Regions from separate parts of the Homo sapiens genome. Here region 2 is linked to region 1. The links are chromatin loops, found by intact Hi-C in ENCODE. Cell type or tissue: PC-3. All regions are shown on one strand. Each heading gives the region's core, and the rest is flanking DNA. Links, peaks and the distances in the headings are about the cores only. Region 1 overlaps ARHGAP10 (Rho GTPase activating protein 10). Region 2 has its middle 170 kb from the start of TTC29.

Evidence for each region. A loop is a pair of places that touch in the nucleus more often than their neighbours do. Peaks named below come from ENCODE experiments on the same cell type or tissue, not always from the same donor. Only the 100,000 strongest peaks of a DNase experiment are listed, where the experiment ranks them.
Region 2: it touches region 1 in a loop (11-fold over the local background); 13 of 110 quality-filtered maps call a loop at or near these places.

The regions. Positions count from the first base shown.
Region 1 is chr4:147,864,160-147,869,545 of GRCh38, forward strand. It overlaps ARHGAP10 (Rho GTPase activating protein 10), which reads left to right. Exons shown (of 23, transcript NM_024605.4): 6 at 687-797; 7 at 2,553-2,657. Among named protein-coding and RNA genes, the nearest start is that of MIR4799, 84 kb to the left of the region's middle. RefSeq lists enhancers at 2,639-3,316, 3,317-3,993 and silencers at 2,746-2,970, 2,769-2,818. In PC-3, for the core only: a CTCF peak has its summit at 2,813 (motif pointing left); a DNase peak (open chromatin) is centred at 2,832.
Region 2 is chr4:147,108,216-147,113,601 of GRCh38, forward strand. No RefSeq gene overlaps it. Among named protein-coding and RNA genes, the nearest start is that of TTC29, 170 kb to the left of the region's middle. In PC-3, for the core only: a CTCF peak has its summit at 2,937 (motif pointing right); no DNase peak of the experiment used is centred there.

The DNA.
Region 1 (5,386 bases), core at 286-5,285:
GGAGTCCTGCTCTTCTCCCAGTTCCTTTCTAGTTAGGCAAGCTAAGCTGGAAGCTTTTTTTGGAATAGCGTCCTGACCAGCTGGTGCCCCCTTCTCTCCCAGGGGATCAGACGTTCTGAGGGCCGCAGATGGGCGTCCAGCCCTGGCCCGCCTTTGAGAGCCGGGTTCTTGAGATGCTGCCATGGCTGGCTCCTTCTCACTTGCCGCCATCACTCCCTGAGCGCTGAGGTGCTGGGCCCTTTCTCAGGCAGACTTTATTCCTAGAGGATTTGTTCATCGAAATGTTTGTTGATTGTGATTGCATGTGGTTCAGCCTTGGGGCATCAGTTGTGGTTGGGGTGAGTTTTTCAAGAAGAGAAGTCCCTTTGATCTTCAGTTCTTGGGGGTCAACTTCAACAAACAGAGTAGGAGTCACAAGCTTTTTCTGCAAAGAAACTGATAGTAAATATTTTAGACTTCTGTGGACCATAAAGTTCCTGTTGCACCTGCTCAATTCTGCTGTTGCAGCAGGAAAGTAGCTGCAGACAATACATAAATGAATTGTCGTACCTGTGTTGCAATACTTTATTTACAAAATCAGGCAGCACACCGTATTTTGGCCCATGGACCACAGTGTGATGACCTCTGATGTAGCGTTTCACTTTTCACCATCTCCAGTTTGACTAACCTCTGTGATTTTAACATAGGCAGATATCCAAGTAGAGCAGAACCGGCAACACTTCTATGAACTGTCTCTCGAGTATGTGTGTAAGCTGCAGGAAATCCAAGAAAGAAAGAAGTTTGAGTTTGTGGAACCTGTGAGTATTGCCAAGTTGTTTGCTGGTGGATTTTTGCAATGTAAGATAAGTATTTATTTTCCTAGATCTGATTTATGGTTTATAGTTACTAGAGGCCATAGTGCATAAACATGAAAGAGACATATTAAAAAGGGCAGACACAGATAGCCATGAAGTCAAGGAATTGCCTCTAAATCAGTGGTTCTCAGCTGTATTTGCACTGATAATACACGTAATATTCCCATTGCTACATGATCTCAAGGAAGGCAACCATGTGCAATTTCTGCCACCTTAGCCTATAGCTCTATCTTTTAAAAATTTCTCTGAAATAATTTATACTAGAATGAGTGAACATGGGTTGTTTATACCGGTTCAAACTTTGGTACTTTAAACAATCGTTTGTAACATGACTTCAAACACAATTCACAATGCTTATGGCAATCTAAGTTTAGAAGCAGGATATGGAACATTTGAGACAATTTTGTGAGTTACTCTAACATTTCTTTTTACTTATATTAGAAACACATGATTTTTGTTTGTGATTATATAGATGTTTTCTAGTAGCTTCAGTTGTTTATATATGAAGATGTATGCACATGAATGTATATATCATAATGTAAAGGATATTTCATGTGGATTTCAGCAAAAAAACACTGGATCTCATTCTCAGGATTCATTTTAATTTTAATATCGACTTATTGAATGGTTTCTTTTTCTTAAACAGCTTTATTAAGATAATATTCACACAGTATACAATTTACTCATTGTGAGTATGGTTTATAGAAACAAGAATAACCAAGTAATGATTAAAAATGAGCATTTGTGGAGCTATGGTTTAGTTGGAGCGATAGTCATTAACCTAAACCATTAGAGAAAAACTCAACCTCCTCAAAGCTTTCTTTTTAATGTGAAATAATAATAATGGCCTGCTTTTATTGGGCATTTATAATGCTCAGTCTCTGTTCAAGCCATTGTTCTAAGTGTTGTACCGAACTCATTATTCCACACTATAACTCAATGAGGAGATAAGGAAATAGAAGTAGAGAAAGGCTGAGTAATTTGCCTAAGGTCCCATAACAGGTCATGGCTGACGTTGGGAATGGAGCCTGCTGGGTGTCAGAGCCCCAGATTCCTAACCACCCACGGTGTGGCATTTGGAAGAAAATGAATCTCAAGATTTCCTTAACTGTCTCCCCAGATCACTTCTTTTTACTTCTAGATTTATTGACTTACATGTGGAGCAGAGGCAACAGCCCTCTAATTCAGAGACAGGTTGGGAGTTGGTAGGAAAGTAAAGGTTTAATTACGGGTTTGAGGCTGCCCCTGGCAAGTCATGGAATATCTTTGTCAACAAAACACAGGGGTTGCAGTCTGCTGGATGTGGCTGGGGAGAGCCTGGAGCTCTTTGATTCTGTGATTTTACTTTCTTAAAGATTGTGTCAACCTATAGTGATAAGATTTCAATTACAAATATTGGGATTCTCCTGACTAAAGAGGACAAATGGATGACTTAATAATTCAATTTTTCCTGCAGAACATGCCATATAAGCTGTCTAATGGCTGTGATATTTAAGGGAAAAAAGCATCATTTTCTATAAAGACCAATTAATAGATAATATGTACTTGTGTTTACTTGAATATTAGTGACTTCCCTTTAATCAGTTTATTTCAGTGGAATAACAGTGAGATGGCGGGGGGAACACTTGGTTGTTTATATGATTCTTTTTTTCTCCTGAGTTTTTTTGTGCTAATATCTCTTTTCTTCCTGTGTCTTAGATGCTGTCATTTTTTCAGGGGATGTTTACCTTCTATCATCAGGGCCATGAACTTGCCAAAGACTTCAATCACTACAAAATGGAACTACAGATCAACATTCAGAATGTAAGGAAGTGAAAGCTTTCTTTATAAAAAGATGTTTGAAAAGTATTTTTCATTTGTGTGTTGTATGAAAAGCCTTAATTAAATGAAGACAATGCTGATCTGTTTGTACTGAGAAACTGAGGGTATGCTGCCACCTGCTGGTCAACTCTTGGTGTGACCAACTGCTCTACAGTTGGTTGAGGCTTGGGAAATTCTGCCACCTGGCGGCTTTTCCTGCAGTTTCTGGGTCAATTCTAAGGATAAGCTTTGTTATGTTAACTCTAAATCAGCTATGTCTGCTACAGACAAAAGAGCACTCCACTTTAAGGCATTGAATTTATAATGCACTACTTAACTGGGCATCTTGATTTTTGTTCCCAGATAGGCTTATCATTTGAGTAGAATTTCTTCCCTACATTTTATGCATATTTACTAATGCATTGGTGTTTACAGTTGCTATTGGTCTTGAATATTTTCCTTTGGAAAATGTGTGCTTTCTGCCAGGTCTCGGATAAAGAGATTTAGGAGAATGTTATTAAGCAGTACACTATATGTCATTTTGATCAGGTGGTATATGTTTTTCCTCTCAGTGCTAGTTGATCCTGGAAGCGTCCTCACTGACAAGCTGGTCAGGGTATGTTGAGTGTAATTTGAGGTCTCATTAGGAATGTAGTGAGATAGCTTTGTGACAGACTCACAGCACATAGTGAAAGACACACAGGTAGATGGATGGGAAGCTGTGGTTGTTGCCTGCTCTTCATTTCTTTCACAATTAGAAGTTGAGAGTGGGCCGGGCACAGTGGTTCATGCCTGTAATCCCAGCACTTTGGGAGGCCTAGGCGGGCAGATCGCGAGGTCAAGAGATTGAGACCATGCTGGCCAACATGGTGAAACCCTGTCTCCACTAAAAATACAAACATTAGCTGGGTGTGGTGGAGTGCGCCTGTAATCCCAGTTACTCGGGAGGCTGAGGCAGGAGAATTGCTTGAATCCGGGAGGTGGAGGTTGCAGTGATCCGAGACCGTGCCACTGCACTCCAGCCTGGGCGACAGAGTGAGACTCTGTCTCAAAAAAAAAAAAAAAAAAAAAAAGTTGAGAGTGAATACCTTTTGTGTAGATTTTGTTTCTAACTTTTTTTTTTTTTTATGTACAGTTCCTTATACTAAGGAGTGTAGCTGATAAAACCTTATTTTTATAATTTATGTGTCAACTTGTATTTGAGGATTGTTTGGACATTCAGCTGGGCTAATGATAGAGTTCTGGAGTAGATTCTTTTTCTGCTGCTGTGGTCTCACAATTTGTGAAAACAGTTATAAAATATGTGGTATGACTATAATGTGACAAAACTTAAAAATCCAAAATGGGTATGTGTGGATTCATTCTAGTCACCCCAAAATTGTCCCTGCAGGTAGTAGAATATTGAGTCTAATGTTGTTGAGTTTTTTTTGTTTTTTTTTTTGAGACAGGGTGTCACTCTGTCGCTGAGGCTGAAGTGCAGTGGCACAACCACTGCTCACTGCAGCCTCAACCTCCTAGGCTCAAGTACTCCTCCTGCCTCAGCCTCCTGAGTAGCTGGGACTGCAGGTGCATGCCAGCACACCCAGCTAATTTTTTTTCTTTTTGGTAGAGATGGCATCTCATTGTGTTGCCCAGGCTGCTCAAACTTCAGGGTTCAAGTGATCCTCCTTCCTCAGCCTCCCAAGATCCTGGCATTACGGGGGTGAGCCACCATGCCTGGCTGATGTTGAGATTATTCAGAATATTTTTGCAGGCAGCAGAAAACAGTTATGTAAAAAGAACAGTAGATAGTTCACGTAAGTGGTCCCCAACCTTTTTGGCACCGGGGACTGGTTTTAAGGAAGACAATTCTATAGATGCAGTGGGGGTGGGAGAAGGTAGGGGATGGTTTCGTGATGAAACTTTTCCACCTCAGGTCATCAGGCATTAGATTCTCATAAGGACTGCACAATCTAGATCCACGTGCGCAGTTCACAATACGGTTCATGCTCCTATGAGAATCTGATGCCACCGCGGATCTGACAGAAGGTGGACTCAGGCTCACCTGCCGCTCACCTCCTGCCATGTGACCCGGTTCCTAACAGGCCATGGACCGGTACCTGTCGGCAGCCTGGGGGTTGGGGACCCCTGCTTGAGATTATAACTTATGTTTTCCCCTCTGCTTACTGGCTATATAATCTGTGGAAATTCACCTTGTCTGTCTGGACCTCATCTGTTAAGTGCAGGGCTGGCCAGAATGAGAACCTTCAGGCAGGACTGTATATACAACTTCTAGAATCAAGGTAAAATGAAGAAGATAGTGCCCCTTATTTAGAGATAATTAAGAGTTTCAGATCAGAGGCATTTGATCATTAAAGCAAGCAGAAGCTCTTCTGAGCGCAGGGCCCTGTGGACTGCATAGGTGAATGCCCTGAAGCCAGCTCTCTGCCTCAGACTCTGGGGTGAGCTGTGGGGAAACATCAGTCTCTTGGGATGTTGAGTGAAACTCCTTGCACGGCTCGTTTATTTGTGGAAGTGTGTTTATAACACACCTGTTGGGGGGGCGTCTGTTTACCTTATATAAACCAAAAAACTTTCAGAGGCATTAAATATTTAGATGGGAATGAGCAATATTCTGTCTGGAAATCTTATGAGCAAACCTTGAAGCTAAGCTATCATTTGAAATGTTTCACAAAATGACCTGATTGGAATCCTTAATATATTGAGAACTTACACAATTGACAACAGTGATC
Region 2 (5,386 bases), core at 248-5,247, 760 kb before region 1:
ACTTTTGGTTAAGATTTAGAGGGTAGGGGCTATTGGTATTTAGTAGATGGGGGTCCAGAATTATCAACATGGTGTAATGAAGGAGACAGTCCCACAATGAAAAATCATTCCATCCCAAGTTTGTGTAGGCCAAAAAATCTGATTATAACTTTTTTAGCTTAGAACCTTAACTCTAATGGTGCTTCTGTATGGTTTAAATATAAACGATACATTTAGTTTGTATAAACCAATATAAAATTCCCAGTAATGCACCTACCACATATGTGAGGGAATATCACTATGCCTTGTTTGATATATTACCAAGGGTTTTTTCCTATTTGAAAAAGTCACCAAGGTTCTACTTTTTGTTGAGTCACATAGCTGGATAGCTCTGCATGGCTAGTTGCCATACTCAGGATGACTGTGGAAGCACAAGTATTTTGTCTTCTGGTGTCATTTGTATCCAAGCATTATGTTGAAATGCTTATTAGTTCACCATTTGCCAATTATCATGAAATGCATATTATGATTTCACCATTTGCCAATTTCCTCTATTTCTCCTTTATGTTATAATTAGAGCACTCTAATGTGCTCGAATTTAAATAATGTAGTATCTTGTGTTAGCTCTAAAATTTCTTTCTAAGATAGTAAAGGGAAAAGAAAATATAAAACTATTTGTTGGGGGAGAAAGGATTTGGGGAAACATTGGTCAACAGACACAAAATTTCCAGTTACACAGGAGGAATGAGTTCAAGAGACCTATTGAACATCATGGTGTCTATAGTTAATAACAATATATTGTATACTTGAAAATTGCAAGAAGACTTCAAGCACTTACCACAAAAAATACATATGTGATGTCATGCATATGTTAAAGAGCCTGATTTAGCCATTCCACAATGTGCACATTTATCAAAACATCATGCTAGATACCATAGGTATACACAATTTTTGTCAAGTAAAAATATATAAATAAATATTTGTTATGTAGGGTTGGAATCAGATAAGGTTAAGAGCCTCTGTTCTATGCAGTTCCTATTTTTCCACTTTCCATATTGAGTGCTTCCTGTGTGCCAGATACTAAGTATTTCCCATACTTGCTCTCCTTCACTCTTCCCAACCTTCTATCGATGACATAAAACTACATAATTTTATATTGTTTATATAAACTAAAGCTTAAAGAATCTAAGTAAACCAGTAAGTGGAAAAATCCAAGATTCAAGTTCAAGTCCACCTAGCTGCAAGGCCTGGCATCTTAACCATTCCACTTTTTTAACTAATGTAGAAAAAGGTCATCTTTTAAAAATATTACTACCATATTTCTATGTATATAGTTTAATAACCTAGTTATTGAAGATATTTATCTAGCAATTAAAAGGAGCAGCAACTAAGCACTAGAGCCTTTTGTTTTAATGTACCCTTTGTGTAGTTTTTAATAAACTCTGTTACCTAATTGCCTTACTTAGCATATCTCTGTGCTATTAAAACTTCTTTAATGTTTTATGTGGAAAAAATACTAATCCTTAAAATGTAAGTTATTAGCTAAGAATTTTTAAATACAGTATTTCTCCAGAGTCCTTCATCCAGAAAATCCTAAGTACTTTAGCAACACTAGTCATATATGGAAAATAGTCCCACTCTCTAATTATAAAAAATGACAATGAGTACATTTCCATCCAAGCTGTTACCTCAGAGAGGAGTCAGATCACAGAACACCTAAAAAGTGCAATAGACTCATCCAGTTTCAGAGAAGGGTTTTGCTCAGCAGCCATTGTGCATCTAGGTCAACAGAGAATGTCAGCTGATACAAATCAGGACAATGATGAGTGCCTGTAATATGACCACCACTTTACATGTATTATTAGGTTGGTGCAAAAGTTACTGAGATGTTTGTCATTGAAATAATGGCAAGCCAAGCATGGTAACTCACGCCTGTAATCCTAGCACTTTGGAAGGCTGAGGCAGGTGCATCACCTGAGGTCAGGAGTTCAAGACCAGCCTGGCCAACATGGTGAAACCCCGTCTCTACTAAAAATATAAAAATTAGCCGGGCATGGTGGCAGGCGCCTGTAATCCCAGCTACTCTGGAGGCTGAGACAGGAGAATTGCCTGAACCCAAGAGGTGGAGGTTGCAGTGAGTGAGATGGTGCCATTGCACTCCAGTCTGGGCAACAAGAGTGAAACTCCATCAAAAAGAGAGAGAGAGAAGGAAGGAAGGGAGTAAGGGAGGAAGAGAGGAAGAAAGGAAGAAAGGAAGAGAAAAAAACGCAATTACTTTTGCACCAACCTAATATTTTTTTATTAACCCATGAGTTAAGTATTATCGCCTTTATTCTTTATTATACAGAAGGACAACTGAGGGCTCCAAGAGGTTTAAGTGACTTAAGAGACTCCAACCACAGAGTGTGCAAGCTGGGATTTGAGCCCGGCATGTTCTATTATGCTAATCTACTCAACTTCATGTGTGTGGGGATTTGAGGCAGTTACAGCGAGTCATATTACGACTGAGGGGAGTTTTGGTGCGGGCTATGGATTAAACCTCCAGTTAAGTCTTGCTTACACCTAGGAAGTCTAATATCCAGTGAATGTTCCCAACTGTCTCTAACACATAAGGATTTCGCTGGATTTGGGCAGTTAACATGCCACTTCAAGGATGAGAATGTTTCTTGGGAAATCCAACAGTGACAGGAAAGCTTGAGTACACTCTTTAATAGCATGCAAATGATGGGGCTGGAAATTCCCAGAACCGTTTTCCACTGTCCTGCACTCTCTCTATTTTTGGTATTGCTATTCAATAGCTCTCATGTCCTAGGAAAATCATATCACTGCTGAGAAACTCTTTCTTTAAAGGCATCTATAACTTCCATGCTCTCATCATCTTCTTTCATTTGTTTTGGGACAGAACTTTAGAAAGTTAAATTGAAAATTTAAAAACTAAATATAAAAGCAGCAGCCACTGGGTGTCACTGATTTACCACTTGAATGTACCTCATCCCACATATCTATAGCAGGAAAAAACCTGGCCTTTTTATTGGACTATTTCAAAGCACTTTATGTTCTTGAGTGCTATAGATAAGCAGAAGAATTTAAAATGTTTAAAACATGAATCTTCTGACACTGAGAAGCTCAAGGACCATTACTGTATGCTCTGTTACAGCTATTTATAACTGTAAGTAATAATATTCCCATTTTAGAGATGGATACACTAAAGCAGAGCAAGCTAGTAAATCGAGGATGGCAGAGGACACACTCTTGAACTTTATTATTTAAATCAGGACTTTCTGGCCAGGTGCAGTGGCTCACGCCTATAATCCTGGCACTTTGGGAGGCCGAGGCAGGTGCACCACCTGAGTTCAGGAGTTCAAGACCAGCCTGGCCAATACGGTAAAAACCCATCTCTACCAAAAATACAAAAATTATCCGGGTGTGATAGTGTGCATCTATAATCCCAGCTGCTCGGGAGGCTGAGGCAGGAAAATCGCTTGAACCTGGAAGGCAGAGGTTACAGTGAGCCGAGATTGCCCCACTGCACTCCAACCTGGGCAACAAGAGCAAAACTTCATCTCAAACATAAAAGAAATAAAAATAAATCAGGACTTTCATGTTGTATTTTTATTTAAAGATAATTCTCTAAAGCCAGGAACACAGTACCCATTATTTCATTCTTGCTCATATCCCGCCCCCCCCCCACCAATTCTATATCTAAGATGAAGAAAAAGAAATCATTTCAGAACATTTCCAAAAGAATGTCAGGATTCACCTCCTTTCCAAGGTGGCCAAATAGGAACAGCTTTGGTCTGCAGCTCCCAGCGTGATCAACATAGAAGATGGGTGATTTCTGCATTTCCAACTGAGATACCTGGTTCATCTTATTGGGACTGGTTGGACAGTGGGTGCATCCCATAGAGGGTGAGCCAAAGCAGGGTGGGGTGTCGCCTCACCCGGGAAGTGCAAGGGATCTGGGGATTTCCCTTTCCTAGCCAAGGGAAGCCATGACAGACTGTACTTGGAAAAACAGGACAATTTCACCCAAATACTACACTTTTCCCAAGGTCTTAGCAACCAGCAGACAAGGAGATTCTCTCCCGTTCCTGGCTCAGTGGGTCCCACACCCACGGAGCCTTGCTCACTGCTAGCACAGCAGTCTGAGATTGAACTGTGAGGCGGCAGCCTGGCTGGGGGAGGGACATCTGCCATTGCTGAGGTTTGAGTAGGTGAACGAAGCAGCCAGGAAGCTTGAACAGGGTGGAGCCCACCGCAGTTCAGCAAGGCCTACTGCCTCTATAGACTCCACCTCTGTGGGTAGGGCATAGCTGAACAAAAGGCAGTAGACTTCTGCAGACTTAAACCTCCCTGACAGCTCTGAAAAGAGCAGTGGTTCTCCCAGCACGGTGTTTGATCTCTGAGAACAGACAGACTGCCTCCTCAAGTGGATCCCCGACCCCTGTGTAGCATAACTGGGAGACACCTCCCAGTAGGGGCCGACAGACACCTCATATAGGCGGGTGACCCTCTGGGATGAAGCTTCCAGAGGAAGGATCAGGCAGCAATATTTACTGTTCTGCAACATTTGCTGTTCTTCAGCCTCCATTGGTGATACCCAGGCAAACAGGGTCTGGAGCAGACCTCCAGCAAACTCCAACAGACCTGCAGCTGAGGGATCTGACTGTTAGAAGAAAAACTAACAAACAGAAAGGAATAGCATTAACATCAACAAAAAGGACATCTATACCAAGACTCCATCTGTAGGTCACCAACATCAAAGACCAAAGGTAGATAAAACTGCAAAGATGGGGAGAAACCAGAACAGAAAAGCTGAAAATTCTAAAAACCAGAGTGCCTCTTCTCCTCCAAAGGATCACAGCTCCTCGCCAGCTACAGAACAAAGCTAGATGGAGAATGACTTTGATGAGTTGACACAAGTAGGCTTCAGAAAGTCAGTAATAACAAACTTCTCTGAGCTAAAGGAGCATGTTCTAACCCATTGCAAGGAAGCTAAAAACCTTGAAAAAAAGGTTAGATGAATGGCTGACTAAAATAAACAGTATAGAGAAGACCTTAAATGACCTAATGGAGCTGAAAACCATAGCACAAGAACTTCATGATGCCTGCACAAGCTTCAATAGCAGATTCGATCAAGTGGAAGAAAAGGTAACAGTGATTGAAGATCAAATTAATGAAATAAAGTGAGAAGACAAGTTTAGAGAAAAAAGAGTAAAAGGAAACAAACAAAGCCTCCAAGAAATATGGGACTATGTGAAAAGACCAAATCTATGTCGGATTGGTGTGCCTGAAAGTGACGGGGAGAATGGAACCAAGTTGGAAAACACTCTGCAGGATATTATCTAGAACTTCCCCAACATAGCAAGGCAGGCCAACATTCAAATTCAGGAAATACAGAGAACAT